3 separate regions of the Homo sapiens genome follow, and regions 2 and 3 are each linked to region 1. The links are chromatin contacts, found by Hi-C or POLR2A ChIA-PET in ENCODE. All regions are on one chromosome and are shown on one strand. Each heading gives the region's core, a stretch centred on a gene start or an enhancer-like site at or near the end of the contact. The rest is flanking DNA. Distances are from core to core; before and after follow the strand shown.

What was found. Hi-C counts contacts between places; a loop is a spot of excess contacts on that map. ChIA-PET counts read pairs that join two places held with the same protein, here RNA polymerase II (POLR2A). Pooled maps may share reads with other maps.
Region 2: a pooled map shows a loop between it and region 1 (2.8-fold over the local background). The contact joins the promoter of PCGF6 here to the promoter of NEURL1-AS1 in region 1. A Hi-C loop is called at or near these places in 6 of 50 pooled maps. POLR2A ChIA-PET finds 5 or more read pairs at or near these places in 5 of 52 experiments (OCI-LY7, Panc1, WTC11 and 2 more).
Region 3: a pooled map shows a loop between it and region 1 (2.7-fold over the local background). The contact joins the enhancer-like site here to the promoter of NEURL1-AS1 in region 1. A Hi-C loop is called at or near these places in 1 of 50 pooled maps. POLR2A ChIA-PET finds 5 or more read pairs at or near these places in 3 of 52 experiments (GM12878, H1 and WTC11).

Annotation. Positions count from the first base shown.
Region 1 is chr10:103,515,659-103,519,375 of GRCh38, reverse strand. NEURL1-AS1 (NEURL1 antisense RNA 1) reads left to right here and starts at 1,934. Exons shown (of 4, transcript NR_120675.1): 1 at 1,934-1,990. The region is part of intron 1 of NEURL1 (neuralized E3 ubiquitin protein ligase 1); the gene reads right to left. RefSeq lists an enhancer at 3,602-3,717.
Region 2 is chr10:103,348,601-103,352,871 of GRCh38, reverse strand. It overlaps PCGF6 (polycomb group ring finger 6), which reads left to right and starts at 1,732. Exons shown (of 10, transcript NM_001011663.2): 1 at 1,732-2,165; 2 at 3,873-3,972; 3 at 4,060-4,156. The coding sequence starts at 1,806. RefSeq lists a silencer at 1,604-1,833 and an enhancer at 1,999-2,504.
Region 3 is chr10:103,771,046-103,775,294 of GRCh38, reverse strand. All of the region lies in intron 2 of SH3PXD2A (SH3 and PX domains 2A), which reads left to right. Among named protein-coding and RNA genes, the nearest start is that of SH3PXD2A-AS1, 26 kb to the right of the region's middle. RefSeq lists an enhancer at 2,983-3,953. Within about 2 kb of position 2,959, at least 33 of the 41 ENCODE cell types and tissues checked have a DNase peak (open chromatin) inside an H3K27ac peak, as active enhancers do.

The DNA.
Region 1 (3,717 bases), core at 685-3,184:
CCTTGATACCACTGGTCAAAGCAGCAAGACGACTCTGCTGACCATACTCTCTTTTGGGAGGGGACAGGGCTATAAAAGTTCATTTTTTAAAAAAGTGTTTTTTTCTTTCTTTCTTTCTTTCTTTTTTTTGAGACAGAGTCTTGCTCTGTTGCCTAGGCTGGAGTGTGATGGCACGATCTCGGCTCACTGCAACCTCCATCTTCCAGGTTCAAGCAATTCTCCTGCCTTAGCCTCCCGAGTAGCTGGGATTACAGGCACCCGCCACCATGCCCAGCTAATTTTTTTGTGTTTTTAGTAGAGACAGGGTTTCACCATGTTGCCCAGGCTGATTTTGAACTTCTAACCTCAAGCGATCCACCCGCCTCAGCCTCCCAAAGTGCTGGGATTATAGGCATGAGACACTGCGCCTATAAAAGTTTAAACTGTAAAAGCAATATGTGCTTATTGTTAAAAATAAATAAATATAACAGTACTGATTTGTGTGGAGTAAAAGCATCCCGTTCCCCAACACTACTCAACCCCAGCCAATTCTCCAGAGGTAGCCCCTGGTAACAGTTGGGTGGGTATCCACTCAGCCTTGGTCTGTGTGTGTACAAACAAACAAAGTAAATATGTCTGAGTGATAACTAGATGCACAGGTAGATATCAAGGTATGGAACCACAGAATAGAGTTGTTCCCCAAGATACCTGCACTGCTCACTCCCTCACCTCCTGCAAATGCCATCAGGTCTTCTCTGGCCCAACCTATTCAAAGTGCTGTTCCCCAGACCCCCCAACTCATAATCCCTGTATCTGCCTCACTCATGGTTTCTTTCTCTCCAGGGCATTTTTCATCATCTGACATCCATATGTCATGTTTTTGGGTTTTAAAAATCTGTCTCTCTTCATAAGAATATAATTCCATGAGACAGAGGACTTGTTCCCTGCTGTATCCTAGTACTTAGAACAGTGCCTGGCACACAGTAGGCATTGACTAAATACTGGTTGAAAGAAAGGAATGAAAGAAAAGAGGGAGAGAGAGGGAGGGAAGGGAAGGGAGAGGAAGAGGGGGAAGGAAAAATGTAGCACTCTAAATGCAAACAGGCCCATACTATACATATTACACAATTTGCTCTTTTAATAATATAGTAGACTTTTTTTTTAAATCATGGTACCTCATTAATGTGTAAAGCTGCAAGGTATTCCTGTGAATAGACGTCATCATTTACTTAACCCACTGCTTCCTTCCTGAAACTGTGTGGGCAGTAAGTGGAGAAAGGGGCAAAATAAGGTACTCCCAGTCCATGGCTCTTGGCAATAAGCTTTCCCAAATTTCAGTCTAGGAAATTGACTGTTCATGGATCAGGGCATGCAAAGTTACCCTCAAGAGACATAAAGGATACCTGGCTGGAGGTGAAGAAAAGATGTGTTCATTGGATGCCAAAGATCGGTGAAAAGGGGATGTCACTGAGGCACACTGCGGTGAGGCCCACGGGAGCAGAGCCAGGGAGATGGTGGCCTGCCAGGCCCAAGTGTTGGGTCCTCCTGGCAGGCATTTCCCTGTTGGTGAAGTGGCCTGGGCAAGGCTCAGAGCCCATAGGCATTGAACTCTCAGACTGTGTTCTCAACTTGCCAGGCCTAGAGCAAGTTCACCCAGCACTCAAAGAGCTGCTGCAGGGGAGAAGGTGCCAGGAAGTCCATCTGACAGAAAATTTCTCTTTGGGAAACAGTACATTGACTTCTGATTTGACTCATGAACCTTTGTGGACTTGATTACAGACAGCCAGGGGCTTCCAGTCCTATCAACTCAGAGGAGACACAGAGGAGATGAAATTTGGGGCCAGCTCAGGCAAAGGCCAGATGTGGGCAGGAGAGGACTCACTACGGAAACCAGCCCCTCAGGCTGACCCACCTAGCTCCTAGCTCACAAAGCCATTGTGTTGAGTAAATGAGGTCAGAGCTGTGGGTCTTGGGGCTCAGGGCCTGGTACACAGTAGGAGGTCATTAAACAGTAGGTATTTCTTGTTTATTATTAGAAGTTTGAAGAAGGTGAGTAATGGTATAGGGCAGGTCACACAATGGTGACTCACACCTGTAATCCCAACACTTTGGGAGGCCAAGGCAGGAGGATCGCTTGAGCCTAGGAGTTCAAGACCAGCCTCAGCAATATAGTGAGACCTCATCTCTACAAAAAGTTTAAAAATCAACTGAGCGTGGTAGCACATGCTGGTAGTCCCAGCTACTCAGGAGGCTGAGGTGGGAGGATCCCTTGAGCCCAGGAGGTGGAGGCTGCAGTAAGACGAGATCACGCCACTGTACTCCAGCCTGGGTGACAGAGTAGGACCCTGTCTCAAAAAAGAAAAAAGAAAAGGGAGGGAGGGAGGGAGGAAGGATGGAGGGAAGGAAGGAAGAAAGGAAGGGAGGGAGGGAGGAAAAGGAAAGGAAATAAATCAGGAAGTGTAAGTATTCCAGGTTTTTCTTCCAAAGAAGGAAGGAAGGAAGGAAGAGAGGGAGGGAGGGAGGGAGGAAGGAAGAAAGGAGAAAGGAGAAAGGAAAGTAAATAAATCAGGAAGTGTAAGTCCTCCAGGTTTTTCTTTCTTCCAGAATCGTACTGGTTATTCCAGGTCCCCTGAGGAGGAATCTACATTTTTCCAAGCTCTCCAGGCAATTCGTAGGCCCTTAGAGAACCACTGCACTGTGCCATATCATACCTCTAAACTCTGCTCCCTTGGCCTCTCTGGCCCTCTGACCTTTCCTGATTCTCCTTGTACCTCTCCCACACCTTCTTCATGGTTTCATTCTGTCCACCCTGTGATATTTCAACCACTCTCATGGTTTAAGTGACACCCACTGCTGACAACTCATTGTGGCCCTGATCTCTCTTCTGAGATTCAAGCTCACACATGGAGTTGCCAACCCAGCGTCTCCCCCAGGATATCTCAGGGCTCTTCTGACACACCCTGGCCAAAACTCAACCTATCATCTTTCCCTCCAACCCCCGCCTTCTGCTTGGGGTCCTGATGGGATCACCATTCTCCCAGTCACCTGAAAACCTGGCACCAGGAATAATCTTGGATTATTCCCTCACTCTCACCGCCTGCATCATTCAGTTATCAGTGCTGCCAAACACAACCTTTTATTTTTTTCTTTTCTTTTTTTTTTTTTTTTTGAGATGGGGTCTCACTCTATCACCCAGGCTGGAGTGCAGTCGTGCAGTCTCAGCTCACTGCAACCTTCACCTCCCAGGCTCAAATGATCCTCCCACCTCAGCCTCCCAAGTAGCTGGGACTACAGGCGCACACCACCACACTCGGCTAATTTTTTATATTTTTGTAGAAATGGTGTTTTGCAATGTTGCTCAGGCTGGTCTCAAACTCCTGGACTCAAGTGATCCACCTGCCTTGGCCTCCCAAAGTGCTGGGATTACAGGCATGAGCCACCGCACTCGGCCAAAGCACACCTCTTAAATATGTTTCAAACGTGTTCCTTCCTCTCTTGGACCACATCTGTAGTTCAGGCTTCAGCATCCCTCCCCTAGACAACTTCACTTCCTTCATAAGTGGTCTTCCAACTTGTCCCTCTTAACTCCATCCTCCACAGGGTAGCCAGCACGATCTTTCCAAAAAGCAAATCTAAAACTTTCAATAGCTCCTACTGCCCAGAGACACCTAGGGTCTGTGTGGACACTAGTTCATTCGTCATCTGGTTTCACTTTCATGGCTGAGCTAAATGTTTCAC
Region 2 (4,271 bases), core at 483-2,982, 170 kb after region 1:
TGACCTCGTTACCCGCCCAACTCAGCCTCCCAAAGCATTGGGATTACAGGCATGAGCCACCTCGCTTGGCCATATTTTTAAAATTTATTTTTTTTTTGAGATGGAGTCTTGCTCTTGTTGCCCAGGCTGGAGTGCAGTGGTGTGATCTCGGCTCACCGCAACCTCCACCTCGTCTGTGTTCAAGTGATTCTCCTGCCTCAGCCTCTCGAGTAGCTGGGATTACAGGCATGCGCCACCATGCCCGGCTAATTTTGTATTTTTAGTAGAGATGGGGTTTCTCCATGTTGGTCAGGCTGGTCTCTAACTCCCAACCTCAGGCAATCCGCTTGCCTCAGCCTCCCAAAGTGCTGGGATTACAGGCGGGAGCCACTGTGCCTGGTCACATTCAGCTCTTAAATGTGACTTTGCCAGGCATTATTTGATTAGGAGCATTTGACTTCCCGAATCTTTCTTGCAGGCATCGTGACATTAGCTGGCATTATCTTAGCAAGGATAATGGTTTTTTTGTTTTTTGTTTTGTTTTGTTTTGTTTTGTTTTGTTTTGAGATGGAGTCTCACTCTGTAGCCCAGGCTGGAGTGCAGTGGCACGATCTTAGCTCACTGCAAGCTCCGCCTCCTGGGCTCAAGTGATTCTTCTGCCTTAGCCTCCCAAGTAGCTGGGATTACAGGCACGCGCCACCATGCCCAGCTAATTTTTGTATTTTTAGTAGAGACGGGGTTTCACCATGTTGGCTAGGCTGGTCTTGAACTCCTGACCTCATGATCTGCGCGCCTCGGCCTCCCAAAGTGCTGGGATTACAGGTGTGAGCCACCGCGCCCGGACTAGCAAGAATAATGTTAAGCCAACTCCAAACCTCTCTTAATAAAATTGGGCAATGGGGTGGGTTGTACCTGGGTGGGTCTGAGTTTCTGCTACAGTAGGCCCTCAATAAATGTTTGTTGGGCCCGGCGCCCTGGCTCAGGCCTGTAACCCAACACTTTGGGAGGCTGAGGCGGGTGGATCACCTGAGATCAGAAGTTTGAGACTAGCCTGGTCAACATGGTGAAACCCTGTCTCTACTGAAAATACAAAAGTTAGCTGGGCGTGGTGGCAGGCGCCAGTAGTCCCAGCTGCTTGGGAGCCTGAGGCAGAATCGCTTGGACCCGGGAGGCGGAGGTTGCAAGTGAGCGCCACTGCACTCCTGCCTGAGCGACAAGAGCGAAACTGTCTCAAAAAAAAAAAAAAAAAGCTTTTCGAATTCAATATAATGGGCTTTATGGGATGGGGTGACATGGATGATCTTTGAGTAGTGATTAGATTTTCACCTTGTATCAATACACTATATAATTCCTTAAAATAAATAAACGTACATACTTCAGAACAGGAACTTTATACTTCCTAAGGGAAATAATCTTGGATGGAGGTGATTTGCCACAGAGGAAATGCATAATTGGTACTCAAGTGGAAATGATTATTATTTGTGATGCAACGTCACATGCTACCTAGTTCAGTGCTCTGTGAATTAGGTGATGCAAACAGAATATTGTTGCTTGGAACGGTAGCAATTTTGCTGTTTTTAAAAGGCGGCGAAGAGAGCGTCCCCTTCCAAGGAGAAAATCTGGTGAGATTCCTTTAAAGTGCGGCCCGCGCGCCCCGCAGCCTGCCCCGGAGCTGCAGGGTTTGCGCCCCGCGGAGGTGAGGGCCGCTAAACCACATTTCCCGGCGAGCCCCTCAGGCTGCCGCGCCTGCGCAGTGGTGGCGTCCGAGGCCGGCCGAACTCCCGCGCTCTCCCGCCGCCTCGCCTCGCCTGGTGTCTCTCCCGACCATGGAGGGGGTCGCGGTGGTGACGGCGGGCAGCGTAGGCGCTGCCAAAACCGAGGGAGCTGCAGCCTTGCCGCCTCCGCCTCCTGTCTCCCCGCCCGCCCTCACCCCTGCACCCGCAGCGGGTGAGGAGGGACCGGCGCCTCTGTCTGAGACGGGGGCTCCCGGCTGCTCCGGCTCCCGGCCCCCTGAGCTGGAGCCGGAGCGCAGCCTGGGCCGCTTCAGAGGCCGCTTCGAGGACGAGGACGAGGAGTTGGAAGAAGAAGAGGAGCTGGAGGAGGAAGAAGAGGAGGAGGAGGAGGACATGAGTCACTTCTCGTTGAGGCTGGAGGGAGGCCGGCAGGACTCGGAGGACGAGGAGGAGGTATTTAGAGCCCCCGCGCGACCCCGCTGGGCCCAAGCGGCGTCAGGGACGTAGCTGGCCCTCGTCTGCCGGGCGCCGGCCCGATCCTAGTGCGCCGCCGCCGCGCGGAGCACTGGAGCGGACCTCCCCCGACCTCTGCCCCGGCTGCCTAGGCGTGTGGCGCCGACAGGCCTCCGGCCCGGCCTGGGTCTTTACCCGCTTATTTTGTGAAGTTCTTGCAGGTCACTTAGGCTCTGCGAGTCCAACTCATTCGTTCTGTTAATAATTATAATTATTTTGAGACAGGGTCTCCCAGGCTGGAGTGCAGTGGCGCGACCATGGCTCACTGCAGCCTCCAACTCCTGGCCTCAGGCGATCCTCCCGCCTCAGCCTCCGGAGTAGCTGGGACTACAGGCACGCGCCACCACGCCGGGCTAATTAAACATTTTTTTTTTTTTTTGTAGCGAGGAGGGCTCCCTATGTTCCCAGGCTGTTCTCGAACTCCTGGGTTCAAGAGATTCTCCCTCTCTGGCCTTCCGAAAGATTACATGCGTGAGCCACGTTGCCTGTCCTGTATAATTATTGAAGCTACTGCTTACTAGGCAGTAAAGATCCTTTTGTTTTGTTTTGTTTTGTTTTGTTTTTGAGACGGAGTCTCGCTCTGTCGCCCAGGCTGGAGTGCAGTGGCGCGATCTCGGCTCACTGCAACCTCCGCCTCCCAGGTTCAAGCGATTCTCCAGCCTCAGCCTTTAGAGTAGCTGGGACTACAAGGCGCCCGCCACCACGCCCGGCTTATTTTTTGTATTTTTAGTAGAGACGGGGTTTCACCGTGTTAGCCAGGATGGTCTCGATCTCCTGACCTCGTGATCCGCCCGCCTCGGCCTCCCAAAGTGCTGGGATTACAGGCGTGAGCCACTGCGCCCAGCGTAAAGATCCTTTTGAAACAATAATTTGGCTGGGCGCGGTGTGGCTCACGCCTATAATCCCCGCACTTTGGGAGGCCGAGGCAGGCGAAACACGAGGTCAGGAGTTCAGCCTGACCAAAGCGGTGAAACCCCTTCTCTACTGAAAATACAAAAAGTAGCGGGGCGTGGTGGCACGCGCCTGTAATCTCAGCTACTCAGGAGGCTGAGGTAGGAGAATCACTTGAATCTGGGAGGCGGAGGTTGCAGTGAGCCGAGATCTTGCCGCTGCACTCCAGTCTGGGCGACAGAGGCAGACTCCCTCTCAAAAAAAAAAAAAAAAAAACGGAAAGAAAGAAACAATAATTTATATTGTGTTATTATTGTAACTTTCAGTAGTCTTTTAATGGGTTGGAGGTGTATGTTTCCATGTTGCAATGACATTTTGAGATTATGGTTTAAGGTTTTGAAGAAGGTGGACTGAGCGCGGTGGCTCATGCTTGTAATCCTAGCACTTTGGGAGGCCTTGGCGGGTGGATCACCTGAGGCCAGGGGTTCGAGACCAGCCTGGCCAACATGGTGAAACCCCATCTCTACTAAAAATACAAAAATTAGCCAGGCGTGGTTGTGCGCGCCTGTAATCCCAGCTACTCGGGAGGCTGAGACAGGAGAATCGCTTTAATCCAGGAGGCGGAGGTTGCAGTGAACCGAGATGACATCACTGCACTCAGCTTGGGCTACAGAGTGAGACTCTGTCTCAAAAAAAAAAAAAGAATTTGTAAAAGGCAAGGACTTGTATTTTAAAACTGTTTCCGTTTATTTGCAGCGCCTGATTAATCTCTCTGAGCTGACCCCATACATCTTGTGTTCCATTTGCAAAGGTTACTTAATAGATGCAACTACCATCACAGAATGTCTTCATACCTGTAAGCATACCGATCACATTTCTGAATAATTTTTCAGTTTTTGAAATGTCTTGAAAGCATCCTGACTTCAACATTCTTTTTCAACAGTTTGTAAAAGCTGCATCGTAAGACATTTTTACTACAGCAACAGATGTCCAAAATGCAATATAGTAGTACATCAGACACAACCTCTTTATAACATAAGGTAAGAAGAATATATAAATTACAATTGTATTTTAAATATACTTTTTCTGAAAGCTTGAAGTTATATAGTTGGAATAAATTATTGACCTCTCAGGATGGGTTCAGTGGCTAATGCC
Region 3 (4,249 bases), core at 1,710-4,209, 250 kb before region 1:
TGGTAAAGGCCTGGTTGGGAAGGGACTTGAAGTAGTGAAGGCTTGCATGTTTTCCAGAAAATGGTCAAAGAAGACTTCTTTGACTTGTTAAGGAACTTTAGAACCTGGAATGGGCTCCCTGTCAAAGTTGGGGTGTGTTCTAGCACCGTGCTTCCTCAGCGTGGCATGAGCCATGTCCCAGCTAAAAGCATCCCAACTCCTTGCCAGGGTGGACAGGTCCTCTCTCTCTCCTCTCGCTCTCTCCCTGGCTGTTCCTTCAGGCCTATCTGGGGGGCCACTAGTATGGAAATGGTAGAAGAGTCACTTAACTTGAATATAGATCATTAGAAATGATCAAATCTGCATAACACTCCAGGCGTCCAGCTGGGACACCGGAAGGGCGGCACTTTAGCAGCAAGGACCTAAGTAAGACCCTAAAGTAAGGCCTACTGTAAACTCACCCTAATCAAACCCAAGAATAAGTCCTAACAATATCCACAGAGGAGACAGAATTTGGAGGTTGAGTCACATCAAGTTAGAGGTACTTGGAAAATACCTAGGACTTTCCATAGATCCCCCCTAAGAAAGCATAAAACTCTGCCTACGTAAGTTTGAGGTGATTAACCATTACTTGAATTGGCTACTAGAACAAAAATCAACACTTTTCAGAGAAAAATAACAGAATCCAGAGTCTCTACAGCATATTAGCCACAATGACAAGTATAAAATGAAACATTACTAAGTGGTCAAAGAAATAAGAAAATATGACCCATAGGTGTAAAAAAGTACTAGAAACTAACACAGAGATGGCCCAGATGTTGAACGACTTTCAAACAGTTAAATAACTAAAGGAAAATATGGATTTAATGATTAAGCAGATAGTAGAGAAATGGAAACTATAAAAAATAGAGTCAAATAGAAATTTTGAAACTTAAAAGTGCCATAATTGAAATGAAAATTTCACTGGATGAGCTTAACCGCTAGTATGGAAATGGCAGAAGGATCACTTAACTTGAATATAGATCATTAGAAATGATCCAATCCGTATAACAGAGAAAACAGAATGAAGAAACACACGCACAGTCCCAGAAACATGTAGTACAATATGCAGTCTTCTGACTTACATGTAACAATAGTCCCAGAAATAGAAGAAAATTATAATGGAGTAGAAACAAAACTTTTTTTTAAATGGCCACAAATTTTCCAAATATTGTGAAAATTATCAACTTACAGATTCAAGAAGCCCTGTGAACTCCCAAAGAGAATAAATATAAAGAAAATGGCTAGGCATGATGGTTCATGCCTGTAATCCCAGCACTTTGGGAGGCCAGGACAGGAGGACCACTTGAGGCCAGGAGTTCAAGATCAGCCAGGGCAACATAGTGAGACCCTGTCTCTAAAAGAAAAAAAGACAATTAACTGGGTGGTGCACACCTGTAATCCCAGCTACTCAGGAGGCTGAAGTGGGAGGATCACTTGAGCCCAGAAAGTCAAGGCTGCAGTGAGCTGGGATTGTGCCACTGCACTCCAGCCTAGGAAACAAAAGCTCGACCCTGTCTCAAAGAAAGAAAAGAAGGCTGGGCACAGTAGCTCACACCTGTAATCCCAGTACTTTGGGAGGCTGAGGCAGGCAGATCACTTGAGCTCAGGAATTCAAGACCAGCCTGACCAACATGGTGAAACCCCGTCTCTACTAAAAATACAAAATATTAGCCGGGCATGGTGGCACACACCTGTAATCCCAGCTACTCAAGAGGCTGAGGCAGAAGAATCGCTTGAACCTGGGAGGAGGGGGTTGCAGTGAGCCGAGATTGCACCACTGCACTGCAGCCTGGGCAACAGAGCGAGACTCCGTCTCAAAAAAAAAAAAAAGAAAGAAAGAAAAGAGAAGAAAAACCACACTTATCATTATTGTCCCTCTCTTCTTCTGTGATGCTCGCTGATGTGTCCCCTGCATGTAACACAGGGGACTGCTTAGTCCTCAGCTAAGTAGAATGAACAAATGAATTCTGAGGTTTCCCGCAATCTTGCATGGTCCCCACAGAGACTGGGTGGCCTTGTCTCTTTTTTTCTCTTTTTTTTTTTTTTTTTGAGACAGAGTTTCACTCTTGACACACAGGCTGGAGTGCAATGGTGAGATCTCAGCTCACTGCAACCCCCGCCTGCCAGGCTCAAGCGATTCACCTGCCTCAGCCTCCTGAGTAGCTGCGATTATAGGCGCCCGCCACCACGCCCAGCTAATTTTTGTATTTTCAGTAGAGATAGGGTTTCACCATGTGGTCAGGTTGGTCTCGAACCCCTGACCTCAGGTGATCCACCCCGCCTTGGCCTTCCAAAGTGCCGGGATTACAGGCGTGAGCCACCGCGCCCGGCTGTCCTTGTCTCTTTTTAAGGGGAATTTCTGGGTCAGGAAAGCCACCAGCTTTTTGTAGTAATGCACCCTTTTTTCTTGAGCTAGATAGAAAGGGCACAAGGATGAAGGTTTGAGGATTGGGGCCTGAAAGCTTGAGTCTCTGGGAGCTCCACCCTCTGGGAGGGGCGAGGAGCCGGCCTCTTGGGTTACAGATGTGCCCCAGCTGGGCTCGCCCGTCCTCCCCTCTCCCCTGCGTGGATTGCTGCGGAGCCCTGCCCTGGGAGAGCTGCCGAATCAGCTTTCTCTGGCTGGAGCCAGCGCGTGGAGCCCAGCTGTCCCCTATCTCTCACACGATCCACCCTTTAGATAAACAGCCTGGCCGCCTCCACACACTGCGAGGTTCTGATGTGGTTGCGAGGGGCTCCATTAGCCAAATGCCTCTCACTCCAGCCAGGACTCTGGCGATGGGCCCTGCTTTTCCTCCAGCCTGAGTCAGGCCCGTGCTGGAGTGACAGGAGAATCTGCTTCCTGCCTGCAAAGGTGGTCCCGGAGAACTCTCTGCTGGGCGGGGCCTTCCTGCCTCACCGCCCCCGCGCCCAGCCTTCTTCCTCCCAGAGGGCGGGGCAGCAGGTTCAGGAGACAGCCCCGCTCAGCCCCGATTGTTTTATCTGTGGAAACTAGCCCTGCAAATTGGGTACTGACCAGGTTAGAGCCCGCTTTGCAGCCTGCCTGGCCCTCTAGGAGGGGTGACATTTGAACTGTCTCTCACCGCCCGCCGATCTGACGTATTGAGGGCCAAGATGCTGAACTGTGCAGCTTTGCAAGTACAAGCCCCACACAGAATGAACTCTTACTTGGTTTGCTCTGGAGTCTGAGCCCAGAGATTTGCTTTCGTTGAAAGCTGACCTGTGGGCAGAAAAGGTGTCCCTGGCAGCTGGTTAGCTGTGCTTCCGTTTTCCGCGGCCAGTGGTCCATGGGGGTGGGGGATGACTGACGGAGAGCAGCTCCGGGGCTCTGCTGGTTTATCCTGGTGGTGGGATTAGGTGACAGGTGTGGCTGGGCTCAGCACCTGAGGTCCTGCCCAGACCTGCTGAATCAGAACTTGCCAAGAGCTGCAGATGCATGTTGAAGGTTGTGAAGCCTGGCTCCTTGATGTGAAGGCTGCAGGGTATGTGTGTGTCTGTGTGTGTGTGTGTGTGTGTGTGTGTGTGTGTGTGTGTGTGTTGTTTTGACGGAGTCTCGCTCTGTTGCCCAGGCTGGAGTGCAGTGGCACGATCTTGGCTCACAGCAGCTTCCGCCTCCGAGGTTCAAGCGATTCTCCTGCCTCAGCTGGGACTACAGATGTGCACCACCATGCCCACCTAATTTTTGTACTTTTTTTTAGTAGAGATGGGGTTTCGCAGGCTGGTCTGTGAACTCCTAGCCTCAAGCAGTCCTCCTGCCTTGTCCTCCCAAAGTGCTGGGATTATAGGCGTGAGCTACTGCGCCTGGCCATGAGGCTACAGTTTAACTTATTTCTAGCACCTAAGGCAGAGCCTGACATGGAGAAGGCATACAGAAACGGTTCTTGGGGGAAAGGAATGAATGCATGAGTCCTGCCTGCCCCTGCCCACTCCCCACAGCATCACATTCCCTCTGCACTGTGAGAATCTCAGACTCTTAGGTCTGAAAGAGATGGAGGAGTCGGAGAACATATGCATGTCAGAGCTGGGGAAAAAATGTCAAGTTTTGGTAGCCTAACTCCCTTAAGCCCCAGAGAGATATAGCACCTTGGGTGAGGTCTCACCACTTGTGGTGGAATAGCGGGTCACCTTGTTTCAGGAGACAGGTGGTTGAGATAAGGACAAAGCGTTCCATACCTGGGCGCGTGTTGCTGGGCCCACCTCTCTCCTCAGACATCTCTGTACCTCTTCATCA